Regions from separate parts of the Homo sapiens genome. Here region 2 is linked to region 1. A link is an interaction called in ENCODE POLR2A ChIA-PET data of the cell type or tissue named here. Cell type or tissue: A673. All regions are shown on one strand. Links, peaks and the distances in the headings refer to the core of each region. The heading gives the core; the rest is flanking DNA.

What was found. Peaks named below come from ENCODE experiments on the same cell type or tissue, not always from the same donor. Only the 100,000 strongest peaks of a DNase experiment are listed, where the experiment ranks them.
Region 2: POLR2A ChIA-PET joins it to region 1 with 5 read pairs; 2 of 35 experiments call an interaction of 5 or more read pairs at or near these places.

What each region holds. Positions count from the first base shown.
Region 1 is chr10:78,130,662-78,142,449 of GRCh38, forward strand. No RefSeq gene overlaps it. Among named protein-coding and RNA genes, the nearest start is that of RPS24, 100 kb to the left of the region's middle. In A673, for the core only: no CTCF peak of the experiment used is centred there; DNase peaks (open chromatin) are centred at 6,930 and 7,240; H3K27ac peaks cover 2,561 bases.
Region 2 is chr10:78,632,140-78,643,927 of GRCh38, forward strand. LOC105378379 (a long non-coding RNA gene) reads right to left here. Exons shown (of 5, transcript XR_946100.2): 5 at 381-987. Among named protein-coding and RNA genes, the nearest start is that of LINC00595, 370 kb to the left of the region's middle. In A673, for the core only: no CTCF peak of the experiment used is centred there; no DNase peak of the experiment used is centred there.

The DNA of each region.
Region 1 (11,788 bases), core at 2,369-10,368:
GCACTTTAGCCTGGGTGACAGTGGGAGACCCTGACTCAAAAAACAAAAAAAAAAAAAAGAGAAAAAATCCAAAACACAAAAAACTATTTCTTTGTAAACTGGCACAGCTCTAATTTGAGAAGGATGGCTATTACTGGTTCTAGCAGGCTCGTGATTTGAGGTGACAGGTTGTGTTTTTCAGGGCACACAAACCAACCCACCCCACATGCTCCTTCTTCCCACTGAAAGCCGATTTTTTTTTATTTACAGCTTCAAATTGATCTGAATCAATCTATCCTCAAACCTTTTCATTAGGCGAGTGAGAATAGAAGAGCAGGGAGGGGAGGTTGGGCTCCTCCACCTTCCCTTGCTCATCAAGTAGCAGTGGATCTCGGGCCATTTCCCCACTATTGAAACAAATAGCATCAAAGCGGAGTACTGAGTCACTTGAAAGTGGGTGGCTACTCTGGCCTATCAAAGTGTTTCTCTGCAAAAGACCCCACCACAGGCTTGCCAAGCCACATCTGTGCTTCTGTCAAGTAAACAAAGAATATCTACTGCTCTCAGGCAGGCACTAACATTAGCCGAGTAAGGGCTCTTTGGGGACCAGGGAAGGGAGGTTTGCATTTGAAAATGAACCACTGTACGTGGATTTATAGTGCTGCTTTTCCGACGGAGAGGGGGAAATATTTTTCTCTGGGAGATTAGAATTTACTAGTGGATTCAAGTGTAACTTTGGAGAGTGGTGGAGGTATTAGATGTGGCAGTATCACAGTATTGTTTTATTGGCAATTAGATTTCAAACTGGCACGAATGTATGAAAATAAGTCTCAGTTATGGGCCTGTGAAGTTTCTCCACCATCTGCCAACAGTTTGCTCCTTATGCCACAACATGTGTACCTTTGGAGGGAAAATGATTTAATAGCCCAAGTGAAGAGGTATAGCTCACCAAATTGTATTGGAGTTTATAGCCAATGCCTGCATTTATGATTTCTGATGCAGGGAAAGCAAATTTAAACTCACATCCATGCGTGTGCATATGCACACAAGCGTGCATGCACACACACACATCCCTTCCAGGGCCTCATAGACTCACAAACTGTCAGAGGCTGAATACAACTTCAGAAGAAGTGAGCCCAACTTCCCCACTTTGCAGTTGAAAAAAATCAAGCCCAGAGAGAGCAAAGGACTGGTCCAAGTGACACTGCATCATGGGGCAGAGCTGGAAATATAACCAACAGGACACTTGGTGTTGGGGGCTGTGGTATGCTGATAAGTGTGTAACAACCAGTTCTCTGGGAAAATTCAAGTCCTGATTTGTAGCGCTTCCCTATTTCCATGGTGTAAACATTCCCACAGTGGCTGGTTTCATGCTACCAATGTGATATCACTGAATGTGGAGTTTGGAAGAAATGTGTCTTTCACAGGACAATATAAGCCAGTTCCACTATACCACTAGAAAGGGGGAATGAGCTTGCTGCATGGAAATGTGTGGTTCACTTGTCCAGCATCCACTTTCCCTTCTGGCAAGAGTGCCCCGATTTTTCCACAGGGCATCTACCCCTACCCTATTCTTGGCCCATGAGTTTTGGGTAGGATGACACTATCATCAGCTCTGGGGACGACACATGACCCAGGACTGAACCATCAGTATATCCCATCTCCCTGGACATTGATTGGTTCAGGGATGGGCTTGTGACTCAGTTTGGCTCTCGGAGTCAGGCCCAGGATTTTGAATTACAAAGGAGTAGCCAGTTTGCCACCATAAAAGGAATGGTTGTCTGAGAATAGAGACAAACATAGAGGAAACAGAACTGGGAGATGGAGAGAATGGGCCCTGATAATATTGTTTGCTCTGGGATCTATCCCTGCTTATGAGAATCAATCAATTCTCATGTTTCTTTATCAAGTATGTCATTTTTAACAGAAAGGCTCCTAACTGATGAGTTTGTCTCTGGGAGTTATCCTAGAAAGTCTCTAGGGCCTTTGGGATCTGCTGTTTATTTGGAGTGTGAACTTTGTAGGGTCATGGGTTTTGTCTTTCTCAAAGAATTCATGCTTTTACAGAACCTAGCACAATATCTGATGTGTAGGAGATGCTCAGTAAATATTTGTTGATTGTCTTGTATCTGGCAGCTTTTGCTATATTATGATGCAGTAACAAACAATTAAATGGCTTATGACAATAAAAATTTATTTCTCACTCCTCTCTTTTGTCATTTATGTTGGCTGCAACAGTGTTCCAGGTATGTTCATCCTAGGATCCAGCCTGGTAGAATGGCTCTCGAGGACATGATGTTCTCATGGCAGAGGAAAAAAGAACAGAGGCAGAACTTTGTGGCAGCTCCTTAAGTTTTGGCTTAGATAAAGTACTTGTCACATCTGCTCATGTTCCACCAACTAACACAAGTCACGTGGCAGGGAGGTATACTCTACACAGTGATGCACTATGAGCCATAGGTATGGGCAGGGATTTATAATCAATGCTTTTATTGGTTGGGGAGTGATAATGGGAAACAATATTGCAGGCAGATAAAGAGAGAATGTGAGAATGCTTTGGATACTACCTTGTGAAATTCAACATTTGAATATCCATTGACCCAGCCATGTTACTTGTAGGTGTACAGTCCAGAGAGCCTCTTGCATATGGACACCATGAGATGTGTACAAAAATGTTTATAGTAGCATGTGAGTACAGTACAGAAACCTCAACAATGCAAACAACTCCAATGTCTGTAGGCAGGCCAATGGATATGTAAAATTAGGATACATTTACACCAAGGAATATTATACAGCAAATAAAATGAATGAATCTCAGCTATCCAGAACAATATGGCTGCATCTTAGAAACATAATATTGAGTAAAATAAGTATGCCTACAGAAGGCTACATGTAGTATGAGTCCAATTTTATAATTCATTTATATGAGAAAACATTATGTACAAAACATAAAGGAATGATGTGCATAAAATTCAAGATTTGGCTACTTTGGGTGGGGGAAAGTCTGGGGATGGGGTAGGTAGATGCAAGTTACTGGTGATGTTCTAGCTTTTAAGTTGGCTGCAGAGTTGAGGGGCAGTCATTTTAATATTATTTATTTTAACTTATATGTGTTACATTCATTCTTTACCAAATATTCTTAAAATGTAATTAGAAAGAATGCAAATAATAAAAACTAGGAAAGGAAATAATTTAAAAACAGACACAAGTGATTATGGAAACAAGCTAGCTTGTAAAAGCAGGATTCCTGGAAGCAAACTTAGCAAAATTCATTTTTGTGCAGAGTCCAAAGATCTGGAATTTCAGTTGGGGGCATTGAGCATTCTAGGTCCTCTAGATAGGCCACATACAGTGGGCAGCTCAGATCGCCGGGCCTCCCCACGCTACGGAGAGGATCTATAGCCCCACTGGCCCCAATATCACACTATTAAGCCACTTCAGGGGCTGAGATACCCAGAGGGGCCCTGCTTGTAGGGATGAGCACTCCGGGTCTACAAAGAGAGGGCCACTGCTGTGGATGGATATATTGGTCATCAAGTTTGTCCAAAAGTTGTCACCAAGAGTTTGGTCCTCTCTGGGTGTCTGAAGAAGAGTTCAATTTAGCCTTGTAAAGTTGAAGAGGTCACAGTTGGATGGCAGGTGACATCCGCCTCCTCTCCCGACCACCCCCATTCAGTGCTGACTACCCCCACAGAAGCTGCATTCTGCTGGAAGGCTTCCTTATCGGCTTTCCAATCTCAGGACAGGAGGAGGAAGTTTCAAATGGGAGATTCTGGGTCTTGAATAACCCACAAGCACCTGCCCCCAGGTGTCTCCCTGCTTTCCTGGGCTGAGCGAGGCATGTTACCGAGGGAAACCTATCTTTCTGTGGTAATTCCAGGTAATTCCAGCCCAATTGTTGTCTGAGTCTATTCCCTTGGATGGAGGGAGAGAGAAGGGGGCTGCGAGGGGCCTGGAGACGAGTCACAGCAGAAACCAGAGAGCAGGCGAGACTTCCCTCTGAGAAAGGGGAGCTTCCTTGCCCACCTGTGGGGATCGTACAAAATCTGCTCCTTGCTGGGCAGGCATGCTTGCGGATCTGTACACATTTAGGCTCATTTAGCTTATTTTAGTTTGGTTGCTTTTGGTTGCAAGTCACAGAAACCCCTCAAAAAAGGGATTTTTTTTTTTTTAGTCGAATGTATTTATACCGAAGTGGGTCTAGCTTTAAGTGGAATTTGATCCAGGTTTCAAAAAATGTCACAGAGCCTTCTTTCGCTCTTGACTCTTTGGCTCTGCTTCCTGGCGTTGGCGTCATTCTCAGGGGGCTTCTTCCCACTCCCATGTGCCAAGGTTCTCCCAGAATCTCCTGGGACTACATTAAAGCCCAACATGAAAGAAAGAGTTTCTTTGTCGCTGAATCCCCGCCAGAAGCCCTGAAATTCATTGTTTGGATTCACTTGGTCACGTGCCTCTTCCTAAGCCAATCGCAGTGGCCAGGGAATTTGATGCACTGACTGGCAGAGCCAGGTCACATGATCTCCTCCAGCGCAGGTATAAGGGATGGAGTCAGCCTCCCTAGAACCTTATGGGTACTTCAGTGAAAATCAAGGGCTAAGAGGAATAGGAAGGGGGACTGGAGGCTGAGAGGATAATCAACAAATGGTCATTCTTATATGCTGATGCTTTAGTGAATGTGAGTCATTTGCAGAAGTTCTTTGCATCTGAAAGATAATGGTTCCTGTACTACGTTGGTGGTGAAGGCATTTTTTGCTTTGGTTGTTTGCCTTGTAGATCTATGTTGATTTCTAAAACTTTAAAAAATGTTTGCTTTTAACCATGGACAGTTTTGAACATACACAAAAGCAGAGAGTAGTATAATGACACCTGCCCTGCCTTATCCATCATCTAGTTTCAACCATTGTCATATGTTGACTTTTGACTTTCAGAAGTTTCAAATTTCTACATAGTTCAATCTTGAGCTTTTCCATCGTGGTTCCTCCCACTGTTTGTGTTTAGAAAGAACCTAAGTATTCAGCTTCATTTTTCTTGAGTTTTGGGTTTTTTTTTTTTTTTTTTTGAGGTAATGTTACAAGGTGAAGCTCTGAAAGGATTTTTTCTCAGGTATCCAATTTCCCCATCTCTGTGTATTGAATCATCCATTGTGTGCTCACTGGTTTGTGATGCAGCCTTGATTTGATATTAAGTTCTTGCATACACTAGCACCTGTTTCTGGCTACACATTCTGCTTTATTGACTTGTGTGCTCTTGCACTAACACTACTTTTAAAAATTTTGTAGATGTGTAAATAAGTTTCATAGCCAATATGCCTAGTTCTTTACCACGATATTCCTTTCTTCAATATTTTTCTGCCCAATTTTATCTATTTGTTCTTCCAGATGAAACTTAGAATCATTTTTCCAAGTTCTAAAGAAAATTCCCTCAGGATTTTGATTAGAATTGGTTCAAGTCATGTGCTAAGTTGGAAAAATGAACATTTTCTCCATAGTCACTTTTCAAATCTAGAAATATGATATGCCTCCCCATTTATTTGGGTCTTGTAAGTCCCTCTGTAAAAATGGATGGTGTTGTTATCTCCTAAGGGGGTCATTCCTGGGTTGTTTATATATTTTGTGTGTTTATGGAGGAGAGATTTAAGACCTCCCATTTTATCTTCTTTCTTTGTTCTCTAAGCCTTTTTATTTTCGTTAAGTCTGGGTTGTTGTGAGTGGTTTAGACCATGCCATGAGGAGCCCAGCACCCCAACCTACTAGAGTTTATATTTCCTCTAAAATGGGAGTCCTCTGAGCTCTTATGCACGGTGGAAAAAGCATGAGATTTGACATCAAGACAGACCTGAGCTCCAGTCCCTGCTCTGCCCTTTTCTAGCTGTGTGTCCTTGGGCAAGTCAGTTTGCTTCTCAGAGTTCCATTTTCCTTACCTGCAAATGGGCATGGGTTGTTTTCTTCATTTTTCATCTTCTTTCTTTTATTGTGTTTATTTCTAAATGTGTCTTTCTTCTCTAGGAGAATCTAAACTCCTTGGGAGCAGGGGCTATGCCTCCTCCATGGTTACACCTGGGGAAGATAATCACATAACTGTGGAAGTTCGGCACCTCCAGGAAATACTGACAGCAGAGTCCAGCCAGTGGACACCATTTTAGTTCATTCAAAATAGAATCTACCTTGAGATAATCTAGAGTTCTCTCCAGGATTATGTTTTTTTAAAGAAAACTTTGAAATACAGATAATAGTTAATAAGATTAAAATAGTTAAGGCTTGTTGTGTTCTCAGCATGAGCCAGGCACCAGGGAACCACATTTCAGGCATTATTTCATCAGACTCCACAATTCCCTGGCAAGGAAGGTATGATCCCGTTTTAGCTCAAAGATGATAAGAAACTAAGATCACACAGCAAGATGTGGTATGGCTGGGATTTGAATCAACTCGGTGCTCTGTACTGGAGCATCCTGCTATTTCCCCTATAGCAATCAAGTAGAGTGTCCTAACAGTCCCTCAGGCAAAGGAAGTAGTCAGAAATGCAGGTCTGTACCTGCTTTCCCTCTTGTGCTGTTTTTAGCACAGAAGTCAAGTAAGAAAGCCATCGATATGTGTTAGTTGCCTTCCTCTCCTCCTTCCATTTTTAGCATCCCCAGAAGAAGGGCTGCTGTCAGCACTTCTCATTCTGGTGTTAAACTCTTACCCAGTCTCTGCCACCCTGTGCTCTCCTTACAAGAGCGACAGCCTGGCATGGCTGTGGAGGACCGCTGGGTGGCAAGAAGGGGTACAGAGTATGAAGGGAGCCCAGATAATAGAGGCAAAGGACTTGGAACTTGGCAGGATGACAATGGGGAGAGAGCTCTGGCCATGGAGCCAGAGGTATCCACCACTTGATAGCTATGTGACTTGGTGCAATTCTCTTAGCAATCTCTGCCTCTGCCTCCTCATCCCAAAGATGGCGGCTGGATACTCCTGATGGGCTGGAGTGATGCTGGTAGTTTACTCTGGACCGTGTAAGCTACCTTCCTTCCTTTCCTTCCTTCCTTCCTTCCTTCCTTCCTTCCTTCCTTCCTTCCTTCCTTCCTTCCTTCCTTCCTCTTTCTCCTCTTTCTCTTTCTTTCTGTCTTTCTTCTTGGCTTACAGGTGGCTAATAATGTGATCCTTCCTTCCTTCCTTTCTTTCTTTTCTTTTCTTTCTTTCCTCCTTTCCCTCCCTCCCTCCCTCCCTGTCTCCCCCTGCTTTCTTTCTTCCTTTTTCTTTTTTGTTTTTGAGACAGTGTCTCACTCTGTCGCCCAGGCTGGAGTGCAGTGGTGCGATTAGGGCTCATTGCAGCCTTGACCTCCCTGGGCTTAAGAGAACCCCCAACCTCAGCCACCCAAGTAGCTGAGACTACAGGCATGTGCCATCATGCCTAACTAATTTTTGTATTTTTTTGTAGAGATGGGGTTTCGCCATGTTCGAACTCCCAGGCTCAAGTGATCTGCCCACTTTGGCTTCCCAAAGTGCTAGGATTACAGACGTGAGCCACTGCACTCAGCCTGATTTTTCTTTAAGGGAAAATAAAGATGGCTAGCAGGCTGAGCCTCTGTGTGTGTGTGTGTATGTGTGTGTGTGTATGTGTGTGTGTGTGTGTAAGAGAGAGAGACAGAATGGGTATAGATATGTGTTTGTGTACATGCATGTGGTTGAGTATTTGTGTGCTCATATGTGTGCCCCTATGTACTTGTATAAATGTGTGTATGGATGTATATATGTGTGTGAAAAAATGTGTGTGAATGTGTCTGTGTGTGTGTGTGTGATTGCATGACAGTATGTGCATGAGTATATGTGTGTGTTTGTGTATATACGAGCACATGTATGTGAACATGTGTATGTGCATGTATTTGTGCATGGGTATGTGTATGTATAGTTATGGGTGTGTATGTATGCATGTGCATATGTTTTTGACTATATACATAAATGCTTGTGTTAGTATAAGCATGTGTGTGGATGTGGTTGTGTGAATATGTGTGTGTATGTGCATGTGTGTATGACCATATATAGGTGTGTGTTTGTGTATGTGCACACAGTTGTGTATGTATGTGAGCACTTGTATATGTCTATAAATTGTGTGTGTGTGTGTATTTATGTGTATAGGTATATCTGTGTGTTGTATGAGTGCATGTGAGTGTGGGCAGGAATAGATATATATGTGCTTACGTGCATTTGTTCATGTGTGCATGCATGTGTATTGTGTATTTTCCAGCATGAGTATGTGCACACTTGTTTATGTATATGTGCTTGGCAGTATATGTGTGCACATGAGAGAGAAAGTAAGAGTGTGGGGCTATGTGATTATGTGTGTAAGTACACACATGCATATTTGACTACATGTGGGTATGAGTGTGTATGGTTGTGTATATCTGTGCATAGGTGTATGGATGGCTGTGAGTGTGCATTTGACTATATAGCTGGAGAGGCATGTTTATATGTGTGCAGTTTTGTGTATGTGTGCATATGTGTCTGCACATATGTGTGTGTACACTAGAGAAAGAATGCATGTGTAGGAGTGAAACTTCATGTGTGTGGGATTCTGTGGATGTGTGCACATGTGCATGTGGCTGCATATGTATGTGTGCATGGGTCTGTGTGAGTGTGTGTGTGTGCGTGTGCAGGCGGAGGGCCTGGGCTATGGAGCGGGGGGCCTTTCCTTCGCTCCTGACAGATGGTCCAGCAAATGAGGCCCCTCTGCTACCTGCCTGCTCGCCCTCCCTAGGGCCTGCTTCCTCCCGGCAGTCCTGCTGGAGCCCCTGCGGCGCTTCCTCCCTCCCTCTCTCTCTCCCTAACATTTAGCTGCTGTGTGGGGAAGGTGGGATTAGGAAAGAGCTGGTCAGGGAGGTAGGCCTTGTCTCAGCTGGCTGTGGCAGGACTGGGAGGCTCAGAGTGTTATCTGTGTGTGTGTCTTGTTTCCACGGCAGGGAGGCAAAGTCCGGGCAGCCCTCACCAGCGCCTGGGCTCCATCCACAGGGTGGGCAGGCAGCCCAGGGTGGAAGGGCCTATGCTTTGCAGACAAAAATGCCAGATGGTGGGAATTTGGGGCGGAGAAGGGGGGCTCCACCGCCTGGCTGCCAAGGGTTAGGAGGTTTCCAGGGCTCTGGAGAAGGGGCCTGGGGAATTTGGAGTGTGCTGCTGTGGGCTGTGGGGTTTTTTTGGTGGTGGGGGGCATCATGTTTTTGCATATTTCAGGATATATTTCCCCTTTGGACGTCTATCAGCTTGTTAAAAAGTTGGATCATGAAGATTTAGCTATTTTGATATCAGGAGAGTACATGTTCCTGTAAGAAAGCCAACACATTTTTTTTAACAGAAAATATTTATTGACAAGTTATTAAAGCAGCACCAAATAAAACAGACACTTAGATGGGGCGGTTGGATTGTGAGTCAACCGAGGGGCATGGCCAGAGGCTGGGTTCCGGTTCTTTCAGGACTGGGTTTCACCTGCTGCTGGTTGGTTTTCTGAGCTTTGCTCTCCCTCAGCCTCATGTCACAGTGTACGGAGTTTTCCCAGGTGGATCCACTTGCAGCGATGCACTTTGCCATGTTCTGCTGTGGACAGATGTTGCCATCTCTGCCCCTCCAACCCAGCCAGTGTGGGTCTCTATAGAGAAGCCCCAGCGTCTTTGTCCCTGCCAGGATGAACATGTGTGAGCAGCACAACTGTGGACAGGAACCAAAGGCCTTTTTTTTTTTTTTTTTTTTTTTTGGCAAAGGGAAACAGTGAGAAGAGGGATGATTTTATGTGAGCATGGTGTTTCCTGGCCCTTCTCCCCTCCCAAATGCTAGCGTCTGCACAGGAGGGGTGCCTCAGAAGGAGCCTTGGAATAATGGGTGGGAGCAAGAAGCAGGTTGGAAACAGGTGGCAGTCTTCACAGCCTCAAAGAAACTGCCAGCTCCCTGCCCCTGGCCTCATCCCCTGTGTCCAGGAAGGTGTGGTTGTCACCAGGCTCAGAAAACCTCCATGCTTTCACGTTGAATAAGTCCAAATTCCCGGGACAAGGCAGTTCCGGCTGGAAATGTTGTCCACGTCCCCACTGCACTCTCCCTTTGGTGGTCCATCTATCACTCTAACCTTTCTAGCTCACTCCAGGCTCTAAATGCCATTTGCTTTTTTTTTTTAAACAGAAAATATTTATTGACAAGCCGTGAAAGCAGTGCCAAATAAAGCAGAAAATTAGATGGGCTGTCAGTCACGCTGCGTCCTCTGTCTAGGGTCTCCCTCTTGTTCCTCTTCCCGCCCACATCCCATCTCTCCTGGGCTCAGCTAAAATGTCATTTCCTCCTTTCTTCTTTATGCTCCTCTGACATGTTCTGGATGAAAACAATCTCCTGTGACTCCTGACTGCAACAACTGCTTTCTCTTGTTGAGATCAGTGGGGCTGCACTGAATCCACTCAGTCTCCCTGGCACCCAGCATAGGTCCCGGTACATGGGAGGTGCTCTGTTTGCTGAGTGAATAAATAAAAACTCAAGTACCAGTTTCCTTTGGGAACTGGTAGCACCAGGTATAGATATGATGCTTCTCAGCTTGAAAATAAATGCTAATCTGCCTATACCCTTATCGTCATAATCATCATGATCATTGTTGTTATTAGGTATGCATGAATATATGTGGGCGTGGGTACCTGCCTGTGAGATAACACTGACCCATTTAGCAGGCATGGGATCTTCCTGTAAAAACAGCATGGACAAGCTTCACTCAGGAAATAAGACACTGAACCTGAAGACTTTAGCCTTTATCCCACCCCACATTTTTGTCTCCTGCCACATTCCTATGTTAAACATGAACTTCATCAACACCGTCTTGCATGTGGCCTCTCATCCACCTATTTTTTTTTATTATCAGCTTTGCTTTTGCCTTCTAATGCTTTTCTGGTTGAATACATTTCTATCCCTGTGGGAATGACAGATAGGGCAACAATTCTGGACTGAGCATGTGCTGGGTGCTGAGGATGGAGAGAAGGAAGGAGTGGGACCCTTCTAGCCAGGAATCACATTCTAGAAGGAGAGACATGTGTAAACAGATGCTTCTAGAGCTCTGCCAGTGCTTCGGCAGCAATAGGAACAGACTTGCTATTGAAGCACAAGGGAGAGACCACCACACCAGAAAACTACTCGTCCTCTCAGGTCCAGCTCAAATGTCCCTTACTCTATAAAGCCTTCTTTGATTCCCCCAAGAGCAAGAGAGCAGGAGGGGCTTTAGATGGAGTGAATGGCATGTGCAAAGGCATGGGACCTGAGAGAACCTCATGTATCTGGGTTATGGGGAGTGGTTTGATGTGGCTGGTGTGTATTTGGTGGGTGCAAGCCCCAAGCCTTGGTGGCTGACATGTAGTGTTGTGTCTGCGGGTGCACAGAAGTCAAGAATTGAGGTTTGGGAACTTCTGCCTAGATTTCAGAGGATGTATGGAAATGCCTGGATGTCTAGGCAGAAGTTTTCTGCAGGGGGGCACCCTCATGAAGAACCTCTGCTAGGGTGTGTGGAAATGAAGTGTGGGCTTACAGCCACACAGAGCCCCCACCGGGGCAGTGCCTAGTGGAGCTGTGAGAAGAGGGTCCTCCAGACCCCAGATCCACTGACAGCTTGCACCATGTGCCTGGAAAAGCTGCAGATACTCAATGCCAGCTTGTGAAGGCAGGTGGGAGGGGGGCTATACCCTGCAAAGCCACAGGGGCAGAGCTGCCCAAGGTCATGGGAGCCCACCTCTTGCATTGGTGTGACCTGGATATGAGACATAGAATCAAAGGATATGATTTCAGAGCTTTAAGATTTGACTGCCCTGCTGGATTTCAGA
Region 2 (11,788 bases), core at 1,485-9,484, 500 kb after region 1:
TACTTCCTGTCATGAGTGGGTTCTGTCCAAGGACTTGGATGGTGCAAGGGAGGTCCCATCTGAGGGTGCAAACATTAAATCAACATTCACTCTGGGGGTCATGCAAGTGCAGGACCTGCGTCTCAGGGAGGGGGCCTTCTTCCATGAAGTCCCTGGGCCTCTTCTTGCCTCAGCTTGGGAGGCAGCTCTGGGCCTCCCTCTGCCCAGGCTTCACCTCCATGGGTTCTCCTTCTATCCTTTGGCTGTTGCAGCCTCTTTTCCAGAGACCATGAAAAGGGATTGTGAAAGCGACCATGACACTGAGAACACAAGATGATTCATCTGTATCTTTTTCTACATCAGATGAAGTCCAGTTGACATCCCTGCCCACCTGGACTCATGAGAAGTTAGTGTCTGTCCCCTTGGAGCTCCCCCTGCAATTCTCTGATTCATCTGATTCATGGGAGACCCCCATGCTTATGCAATGAAATAAATTAAATGCGGTCCCATTTCCTCCTCTTTATTAATTTATTATTGCATCTGCTAGGACTCTTTCCCATGCCTGCACAGTTCTTTCAGAAAAGGCCAAATCTGCTGGTACCCGCCACCTCACTTCCACTCGTATGTCTCCTGACTCCCTGGATGAAGCGAATATTGAAGGGCCTCTCTTCAGCTCCATTTATATGTTTCTATACCAAACTGAGCTTGTTTGAGAAGAAGTGATGGAGCTGTGGTCTTCACGCAGGTGTCCATGACTCCCTCCTCAAGTCACTAAAGACTTCAGCTCCCTGATGGTGGCCAGGGATAACAACTTCCACCTGCTGAGTGCACACCATGTCTGGGCCTGGCGCAGACACTGTTCCAGCCTGAAGAGGCTGCACAAAAGCTCAGGCATGGCCAGACAGTGCTTGGTTGGAGGGCCTTCTCCTTCCTGGAAACCACCCTGTGTGTAATGTTTGCGTGACATTTCTTGGTTCTTCATAGCTTCACAGGACAGGGTGTAGCATCCTGGTGAATGAAAAAAGCAAGTTGCAGAATGATACATAAAATAAAATGCAATCGTGTTAAGCACACTTGCAATAGGTCTGTATTTTTTTTTCTGGATACATATTTATATATGTAAATACTAGGAAAATGTCTAGAAGGACACACCCCAATCAATACTTCTAGTTGTCTCCCAGGTGACCATTGGATGGGAGGAGCAGTGGTCAAATAATACTTTAGTCTTATCTATAATATTTTGTAAGGAGCAGTTATCTTGATTTTATTTATGCAATTAAAATTAATTTTACAATGAAAGGAAATGGCAAAAAATGGCATACATGCTGTGACAATCTTAGTGACTGCAAGTCTGAGAGTAAAGCCTCTTTCTACCATTTTGTGAGCTAGCTTTGTTACAAAGAAAGTGCTGGGGGAATTAAATGCTAGTTGTGATAGGTAATTTCTCTGGAAGCCTAAGGTCCCACAGCACGGAGGCTAGAGGAATTTTTTTTAAACATATATTTGTTTTATACTGGCAAAAGTGACATATATTCACAGTAGATGATTTTCAAGCTATTGAAAAGTTTTTTTTTTTTTTTTTGAGACTAAGTCTTGCTCTGTCACCCAGGCTGGAGTTGCAATGGTGTGATCTCTGCTCACCGCAACCTCTGCCTCCTAGGTTCAAGCGATTCGCCTGCCTCAGCCTCTCAAGTAGCTGGGATTACAGGTGCGCACCACCATGCCCGGATAATTTTTTCTATTTTTAGTAGAGACGGGGTTTCACCACGTTGGCCAGGCTGGCCTGGAACTCCTGACCGCATGATCTGCCTGCCTCGGCCTCCCAAAGAGCTGGGATTACAGGCGTGAGCCACCGCGCCTGGCTGAAAAGTTTTAAATGGAAAATGGAAACCTCTTGTAATCCACCCATAGAGTCGTAATCATGGTTAACATTTCAGCACAGGGGCTACCGTGGATTTGGACACACCTGGAGTCACACCCCACCTCTGCCATTCACCTGTACCATATAAAACTTAGTCCTGGAGCTGTGAATAGGGAAGATAATACTCAGTCATAGGGCGAGAACTAATTAACTGAGGGTGCTCTGCAGTGAGCGCCAGGAGTGTTCAGTAAATACAAGTACTCACTGTGCACTGGTTGGCAGCGTCACGCCTTCATGTATGTTTTTCCACCAAATTGGGATCATGCAATATACGTTGTATTTATCCCTTTTATCTGATATTTTAACATGCACACTTTTAATGTGGGCACTCTTGAGTCCTTGGGGACACAAGTTGAGCTGTGCCAGGCCAACTTGCAGAGCTGGTGGTGAGAGCTGTGTCCTGCACCTGCTCTGAAGCCATTCATGGCTCCCTGCTGCTGCCAGAGTAAATCTAATTTACTTGGAGTCTGTCTGGGTTCTTCAGACTCTGGCCCTATGCTGGCTGCCCTGCCTTTTCCCCATCTGCTTAGCCTGCTCCCTTTGCATCCAGATTCCCCTGAGTGAGTCATCCTGACACCTCCCAGCCTCCAGCCCCATGCCCGGAACTCTACCTTTCTCCTTGTGTCCATTCAAACCCAGTCTCTCCACTGGGGCTCTTGTCTTCACTGTTCAGGTACAATAATCCCCTCTATTTCTCAGTTCCACATTTTCCAGAGCACTGGTGTGACCCAAACACTTTCGACCTCAATCAGTCAATTTCATTCACTGTTTGGTATTCATTTTTCTCTCCTCAGCTACATTGCATGTCCCTAAAGACTGGGGTGTTGCAATTTGCCACTTTTCTTTTTTTAATTCTAAAAGTTACCTAGGACTGTGCTGAACACATAGGAAACACCCAGATACATGTTGGCTGGTGTTTTTGCACCAGATAATGAGTGACTGGGTGTTTTTTGTTTGTTGCTTTTCCTAGCCTCAGGAATGTCTCCTGGCTGGGTCAGCTGTCAGCTAAGAAACACAGACCTTGTCTCGTGGCATGGATATCTGCAGTTGTTATCTTTCCAGCAGCCATGCCCTTGTTTTTTCATAACCCTTTTCCCATTCTCTGTCCACGTGTTTAGCAATGAAATGGGTCAACCCTGGCTTAGGGATTGAGTCTCATTCCTGGTCACAGTGATTGGTTTAGGATGGACAGAGGACCTACACAATCCAACAAAATACCACCCTGGAACTTTTACTACACAAAAAGGGAGAAATATAAAGGTCTCTCCCTCCTGGTCTTTGTTTTAGAAGATAAGGAGTTCTGGACCTGCCAGCAGCCACCATATGGAGGAATTTTACCTGAGAGCAGAGCCACTACTTGGGAAAACAGTCAAGATATGAAGGGAGTGTTGGATGTGTTACTATTAAGTGGTGGTGTCTGAACCCTGGATCCAGCCAAACCTGCAGCCAAATCCTATCCTTGTTATTTTTAGCTATATGAACCAAAATGTTTTTGGTTTTATTAAATCAGTTTGGCTTAGCTTTTCTGTCACTCATAACTCAAAGACTCTAGGCTTGCCTCAGCCCCTAATTCTAAGACTTCTACTATCTGAACTTCTTTTCCACAGAAACTGAACATTTTGGAGCAGCCATAACAGACCCCAGAGCCCATGTCCATCCTCCTGGCTCTTACCTCCCAAGACCACACAAGGAGCTGCAGATCTGGAGCTGGGACTGAGTGTCTCCAGGACAGGGCTGTGCTGCTCTCCTGAGCCTTTGAGAGGACTGTGGGTGCTCACACAACCCATCACAGCTGTAGGTCTCAGGGAAACAGAGTGGTAATCATATTACAAGGGCTTCCATGGGAAGCTGCAAGGGACTTGAAGTGAGCAATGCACACAGCCTGCTTCCCAGGTACCTTCTGAGAAGTCCAAGGAAACCACATTTTTCTTGCTTTCGTGATTACTGTAAGATAGCAGAGAATCTGCTCCTGGGTGTCAGGTGTGCTGAAACTGGGCAGAAAGCTCTCAGTGCCAGGAACAGCCAAGGGTATCTGCCTCAGCTACACAGGGATAGCTGTTAAACAGGCAACCCACAAGCATGACAGTCACATACACTGCACGCACCTGTCCCGGTGGACAGCAGTTACCTCAGGGGGCCAAATCACAGGGCCCCCACTCCCTAACCCCTGGGGCCATCAACCACGCCACTCGTTCTTGCCAAGCTTGGACACAGACTTGGTCTCTTTCTCAAGGCAGCTCTGGATGACCACAACCAATGTTTGAGAGTTTGAAAGTGAGGTTAAACATTTTTATCAGCTATAGGAAAGGAATTCTGATGTGAAACACTGTAATACCTAATATAGTCACTCAATAAACTCGAGCTTCTAATATCTGAACTGGGGAGGCAGTTAAACCAGGAGGCATTTAGTGTGACTGCCATGTTTCATAGGTTATGGAACGGAGGCCCAGAGAGGGAAAGTTATCAGCCAAAGGTCACTTAGAGTATTCATGGCAGGTCTGAGTCTGCAACTTGGGTCTCCTGATTCCCAGTACAGTGTTCTTTCTACTCCCCTTCGGCTTCTCAAACCTCACCCCTAACTCTGGTCCACAGCTGAATGGATTCTTCCCATGGATCCAGGAGTTCTTGAGTCATCACAGACCACCATCACTATGGGAGAATGCACCATGTTGGTGGAGGCAGCCACACTCTCTTAATACAAAGGACAGGATGCATTAGTCAGTAATGGCCACAACAGTGCTATGTAACAAACCACCCTGGAACTCAGGGGCTTACAATAGCAAGGATATAACCTCATGTTCATGGGTCTGCAGATTAACAGAGAATTGGGTGACCCAGGCTGGACTTGGCTGGACAGGCCTCCTTTGGAATGCTGGTTGGCTGAGGTTGGCTCCAGGATGAGGATTGGAATGCAAGTGGCTTAACATGTGTTCAATCTGTAACTCAAGCTAGAGCCTAGAAGTCTCTTATTGCAAATCAAGGAAGCACACAATAATGAGTGGAAATTTGAAGCCTTTTGAAGCCTTGGCTCAGAACTAGCATGTTATCACTTCTACCTACACTCTGTTGGTCAAATAAAGTCATCCCAATGATATGGATCAGAGGAATAGACTCCATCTCTAGTAGGAACTGCAGAAGTCTCATGACAAAGAGCATGGATATGTGTTCTTATACACAGAAGCGAGGAAGACTTGAGAGCAAACATCTAATCTACCATGTGAAGTTTCAATCTCCCCACATTGTCCCATCTCCATTCTTGAGTCAATGTGCTGCCATCATCCTACATCTTTGCCTCCACCTCCCTTCATTAGAGATGCACAAAGTTGCTTCTTGTGAGTGAGTCTCAGTTAAACTCCTGCATGTGCCATTTAATGCTCCTTCTAGAACACAGCCAATGAAAGGGCTCCTCCCTGCTTTCAGTTTTTCTCAGCTCCAGCCCATCATGGCTAAAGAGCCAGATGAATCTTTCTGAGGTCTAGATTTTTATCAGTCCATACCAGTGTGAAAGGCTTTAATGGCTTCCACCACCCACGACATTGAGCTTTAACCCCCCAGCCTGGCATTCTAATCCTAAAGCATTACACTGCTCTGTCCAACTATTACCTACTGTTAGGTACTGACTGTCCTGGCCTAACTGGACAGAGTGTCCTTCATTTGTCTGCATTTTTTGGTCTCTGTGACCCACTCCATAATATCTCATGCCTTTCTCCCCAGCACCTTACACTGGCTGAGCTCCATGTATTCTGTATCAGTAGGGTTCAACCAGAGAAAGAAAATCAGTAGGAGAGACATATTAAAACATTTATTGCAAAGAAATGGCTAATCCAATTCTGGAGGTTGGCTAGACAACTCTAAAATCTGTAGGACAGGCTATCCAGGAATTCTGTCTCTGGACTACAGATTTTAGAGTTGTCTAGCCAACCTCCAGAATTGGATTAGCCAGAGACATAATTTCTTCTTCTTCTGGGAAGACTTAGCTCTCTTCTTAAGGTCTTTAAACTGATTGAACCAGGCCCACCCAGACTGCCTAGCATAATCTCCCTTACTTAAAGTCAACTGACTATGGACTTTAATCACATCTACGAAGGCTTTCATAGCAGCACCTAGATTAGTATTTGATTGAATAACTGAGGACAGTAACCTAGCCAAGCTGGCACACAAAACTGACCATCACATAAAACAATATACTCCTTGTCAACTTGGAATCTAAACGCATATCCTGAACCCAGGCTTAATCTCCCAGTAAAGATAATAACAAAGTCATACTCCCATCCAACATAACACAACTGTCCTGCATACAACTGAAAACGTGCTAACCCTTCTGCAGAAGAGAATGTGATGTACTTGGGTGATGCCCACTCTTCTCTCGTGATATCCTGTAACTTAAATACTATGACATAAACCTAACTACTATTAATATATACGTGTAATGATAAGAGGATAAGAGAGAAGAAAACAAAATCATTTAATTAATACATGTATATAAACACACAAAGATATATTTATGACAAAATAAGGAAGAATACTCATAATTATAGTCCCCACTTCTGCAACCGGTTACATGATCTTAGCTGCTCTTTATAACTTCTTCCATCACCCATTTCCTTTGTCCTCAGCAAGCACCCCAGCTAGTCATGGTTCTTTGCCTGGTGAAGTGACCCAAATATTTATTCCTGAAGGATCTGGGCTGTTAGCAGTCCTGTCTGAATTGAGTGTCGTAGTTTTCCATTGACTTTGATTCCAGGACATGGTAATACTAAGAGACGTCCCAAGGGATCTCCTGTGTTCCAGACATACTCTTCCTAACCCCTACTGTGTGGTAGCAACCCAGTTGCCCCTTGGCAGTCAGGGCCCATCACCCAGCCAGCCCTGTAACTCCCCTTCTGCCTGTTGATTCAGAGGCATGAGGAGCCCAAGGTAGCTGAGAGACCATCTTAACTTCCAGTTCAATGGGATCATTGTTATGACTCCTGATGGAAGCATTTCTCCCTCTGGAACTAAGACTTCTAGGTCAACAGAGTATAAAGGGGCAGAGATAGAAAGCAAAGACTATGCTAGAGAATCACTAAGGATCAAGGAGAATCTCTTAGAGGATCTGGAGATCAAGGAGTTGGGGTAGCACCCCTTACTCCCATTATAGTCCCATTTCCTAGTACTCCCATTTCTACTCCTTGATCCCTGGACCCATGAATCTCGGCAATGGAAGAAACAGCACCATGTATTGGATGCTGATTTAGAGTAATTTTGCCATTACTTTTAATGGCAAAAACCTCAATTACTTTTTGGCAATAACCGCAATTACTTTTGCACCAACCTAATATCAAGCCAGCTGCTTCAAAATGGCAGAAACATGGCAAGACCAGTGAATTCTGCAAGTGAGTGCTCATGTCTGTACTTCACTCGCTGTGAGATGAGTTCCTTGACCAGAAGCAACTGTGTGGAATACCACGATAAAGAATAAGGTTGTCTCTAAGTCCATGCATGGTAGTTTTGGCAGAAGCACTGAGTGCAGGGAAAGCATGTATATATCCAAAGTAATTGACCATTGAGGAGTTCAGTCTCATCCATTACAGCCCGGGTCACGTTTCGTCTCCTCCATAAAGACTTTAGTAACCTCTCAGACCAATCCAATGCCCATTCATTTGACCAACATTTATAGAGAGCTTTTGTGTGCTGGACACCCTGCTAGGTGCTGGGGAAAAAAACATGATCTCTGCTTTGAAAGAACTTAGGAAATTGTGAAATTGAACAAACAAATTGCTTTTCTGTGTCCTTGCAACCCAGGAGCCATGGGTTTGACCTCAGGACTGGGCAGTTTTCTGTGCCCTGGCAGACTGTGGGTGTCCTGAGGGCACGCTCCACAGTCTCACCCCAACTTGCATAACACTCAGGACATGAGATGTGCTGGAGAATCACTGGCAAGGCCTAGAAAACATGTAACTAATAGTTTCACAGAAGCCACTTCTTGGGATGTGGCCGGTGGGGATTCTGCCCTCTCTAGGGAGGTAGCAAATGTGAGTGGTGCTGTGGGCAAGGCCCTTCCTACCGCCTGCTTGTTGGGTCAGGCTGCACTGGCACTCAGCTCATCAGTCCTTCCACTCAGACAAAATCTACCTCATCTTGTTTAGGACCACATTGTTTCCAGCCAATGCACACAATCAGAGCCAGTCTCAAAGAGGGCAGAGAAAGCCACGTGACCCCACAGGCCACCTACAAACCATACCCTCCTGTCCTGGCTCCTGGAGAAAGTCTTCCCAAAGCCAGTGTTAGTTCCTGCTCCCCCTACCATGCCACCTTTCCTGCCTCTGACCAGCCACTGTACTTTATTGATTAATATTGGCACTATCCATCGGGCATTGCATAGCTACTATATGCCAGGTATTACAAATTTGTCATCTTCTCAAATTCTCATAACAACCAAATATGTAGTCATCCTAAGCTTCATTTACATTTGATTTCCATTCACCTTTAGTTCCTGTACTTTGTCTCAGAGGTGTAGCAAGCCCAGCTGACCTCTGGCACTGCAGGGGAAGAGAAGGAACATTGAGTTGAGAGCTGGATCTAGGCAGGGTAAGCTTGGGCAAGCCATTTCTCCTTTCTGGGCCCTGGATTTTCAGACTGTGAAATAAGACAATATTTGGGCTGAATGATGCCTCAGTCATTTCCCAGGTAAGTTATAAATTTTTAGGTACAGCATAAAAGCCAAAGTGCTGATGCTGTGCCCAGCAAAGATTAACACAACCAAAACTTATGCATTCTACAGAGAGCACTGGTTTCTTTATGAGCCTGCTTTTGAAACAATGTTGTTTGCTTGGAAGCTTCCCACTTACTCCTGTCTTTGCAAACCTATTTTGTGGATGTGTGTGCAACAAAACTGACATAATAGCCATGTGGTAGACCACAGTATTGGACCTAATTTTTTTGCCCTTCCCTGTGTCCATGAGTGGGTCAGGCTTCCTTGTCTCTTTGCGTTCAGCCATGGGACTTGCTTTGGGCAGTGGGCAGAGGCGATGGTGTCACCAGAGGCCGTGCACTCTTCTGCTTGCATTCTTGCTCCTCTGCCATCACAATGAGACAAATAAACCCAGGCTTATTGACTGGTCCCAGGAGGAGGATGAGGATCATATGATACAGAGCTACTCTTAGCCAATCCAGCCTGGACCAGCTGCCCCAGCCAACCTGCAGACACATGAACCAAATCAGTTCTTTGTCATACATGGCTGAGAATATCTGATGGTTTGTTACTCAGCCTTTTTGTGGCAGTAGCTCACTGAAATGGACACCTAGAAAGGTATTTATAATCCAGCCCCTCACATCCAGATGAGCTTTAGTGTTGATCTTGGCAATACCTCCCCCACATCACCAATCTAACATGTAATTCTGTCTGTTGGCCACACTTCGCATGCCTGCAAGTGTGAGGAGCTCACTGTTTCCTGAGGCAGCTGCACATTTGGAAATATAACTGCTGAACTTCTTCATAAGAAGTCAACTCACTCTCTCTTAACTTCTGCTTTTTGGCCCCCAGGGCCACACAGAATTGAATACTCCTCTTTTCTTCCTGACAGCTGTTCAGAGGTGTGAAAAGTGCTCTCACATTCTCCCATATATTTACTGTTAGTGCTAAACATCCCCTTGTCGCTGGCCATCTCTCACCCCTGTTACAAAGCTCAGCCCTGGGCCATTCCTGCAGCTCCACCAAACTGGGTCGGCTCCATCTTTCTCCTGCTTCACAAGCCCGGAGAAAAACAAAATAGCACAGGTGCATCCATCAGAGCAGAACAGCAAAGGGCTGTCCCTGCCCTCTCCCTGGACACTGCTGATGTCCCGTGCAGTGAGAGCTCTTTGGACTGCCACAGAACATCAATCACATCGATCCTGAGCTGGCCCCAGACAACAAACCGAAGGCATTCTCACACATGCTGTCACTACACCAGTCCTCTGCCCTCCTGAAATTTCAGATTCCCAGGTGTCCAAGGCATTTGGAAGAAAGAAAAGTCTACACTTTCTAACCACTCTTATCTACCAGTGTTCCTAGGAGTGGGAAACAGTTGGAAATCATCTCCAAAGCAGGCAGCAGGGATTGAGCCATTTATGTAGGAGCCCTCCAGTCCCTGGGAAGTGGGAGCCAGGCTGGGCCCTCTCAGGTCAATTGTATACCTTGTCTCAGAGCCTCTCGCCCCTGAACTGATGGAGAAGGATCCTCTTAGGACCTGCTGGCGCTTGAGAGTTAAGCTGCAATGAGCTCAAACCAGTTTCAGGGAGAAGTTTTCTCAGTTTAATTCCTGACATTCAGGGCCTTGTCATCAATTACTTGGCCACTTGGCTGGAGCATGGCAGCACTGTAAATGTGTGCATACTCTGGGTGCCTGGAGGCCCACGGATCATAAGGCACAGGCCATTTGGCCCACAAGCCAAGCGGAGCCTTGTTTACAGAAGCACCTGTGGGCAAGTGGGCATCCCGTGTCCCAGTGGCCTAGAACCAGGAACCCGGTGACTGCCTGGCCCAAGATGGCCCTCTTGCCTTAGCAACAGCTTGGGTAATTGCATTCCTTTCCATAGTGGCTGTTTAATTATTCATTATCCAACTTGGTCAGGGAGGGGTAGCTTCTTCTGTACCCAGGCTATATCTGTGAAGTCACAGAATCCAGGGCTGGAAAGGAAGTGAAAGATAATCTTGTCTAATTCAGGCTGGATTTTTTTTCTGCAAACTGTCTCTCTTACATTCCTCCTATCAAAGGAAGCTCATGACCTGCCCAAAACAGCTTATCATGATGTGAAATCTCCTTCCTATGGCTTCTACCCACTGCGCCCATATCTGCCTCCTGCAACCCATAAACCAAATCCCAATCCTGTAAAGAGCCTATTGGTGAAAACATTACCCACTGTTCTATACCTGTCTTCTTTAAGCCAAATAGCTCCAGTCCCTTCAACTATCTGCACTGTCCTCTGTGGCAAGGTTTCTGGCCCACCATACCCAGGACTCCCCTCTGTGGATGTTTCAGGAGACAATAGCATCACCCAAATGCATCATGGTGGCTGGTGTGGCATGTAGATCATCAGACAGGGAGCAGGACAAGGCAGCTTTGTTGCCCACAATCTTTCTTATGCCATTTGTTTCTTAAGCCTGTCCCTCCACCTGGAAAATGAATGGTCCACTCACTGTCAGTGACATAATTTAAGTGAGATGACCAGCGTGGGGGTAAGTCTCAGCACACACCAGTGACTTTGTTGACACCAGGATCCCATGACTACCGTTGAGCAAGAAAACCATCCTTTTGTGAACAGTGCCATGAATATGGGGCTGGCCAGCCTTGCAGACCTGCTCTTCCTAAGAGCCACAGCCCAATAAAGGGAGCCAAGACAAAGAGGAGGGGTCTTTACCCAGTGCATTAGTCAGAGCACTTCAGAAAAAGAGAAGCAATAGCACGTGTGGGTATATAGAACCAGATTTATTTTAGGGAATTGGCTAATGTGATTCTGAGTCCAAAATCTGATCGGGGAGGTCAGTAGGCAGGAGACTCAGGAAAGGTTGACAGTTTGAGTCCACAGGCAGTCTGCTGGGGAGGAAGGAAGAGGCAATGTTGTAGAGGAAGAACCAAGGCCTCTGCTGGTATAGTTCTCCCTGGAGATCAGTCTTCCATTCTACCCAGGCCTTCAACTGATTGGATAAGGCCCACCCACATTATGGAGGGTGGTCTGTTTTACTCAAAATCCACCAGTTTAAATGTAAATATGATCCGAAACACCCTCACAGGAACATCCAGAATAATATGTGACCACATATCTCGATCCAACTAAGTTGACACATAAAATTAACCATCACACCCAGGAAGACTCTTATCCAGTGACAGGGCACACAGAATGCAGGACGGACTTGGGATGTTCTTG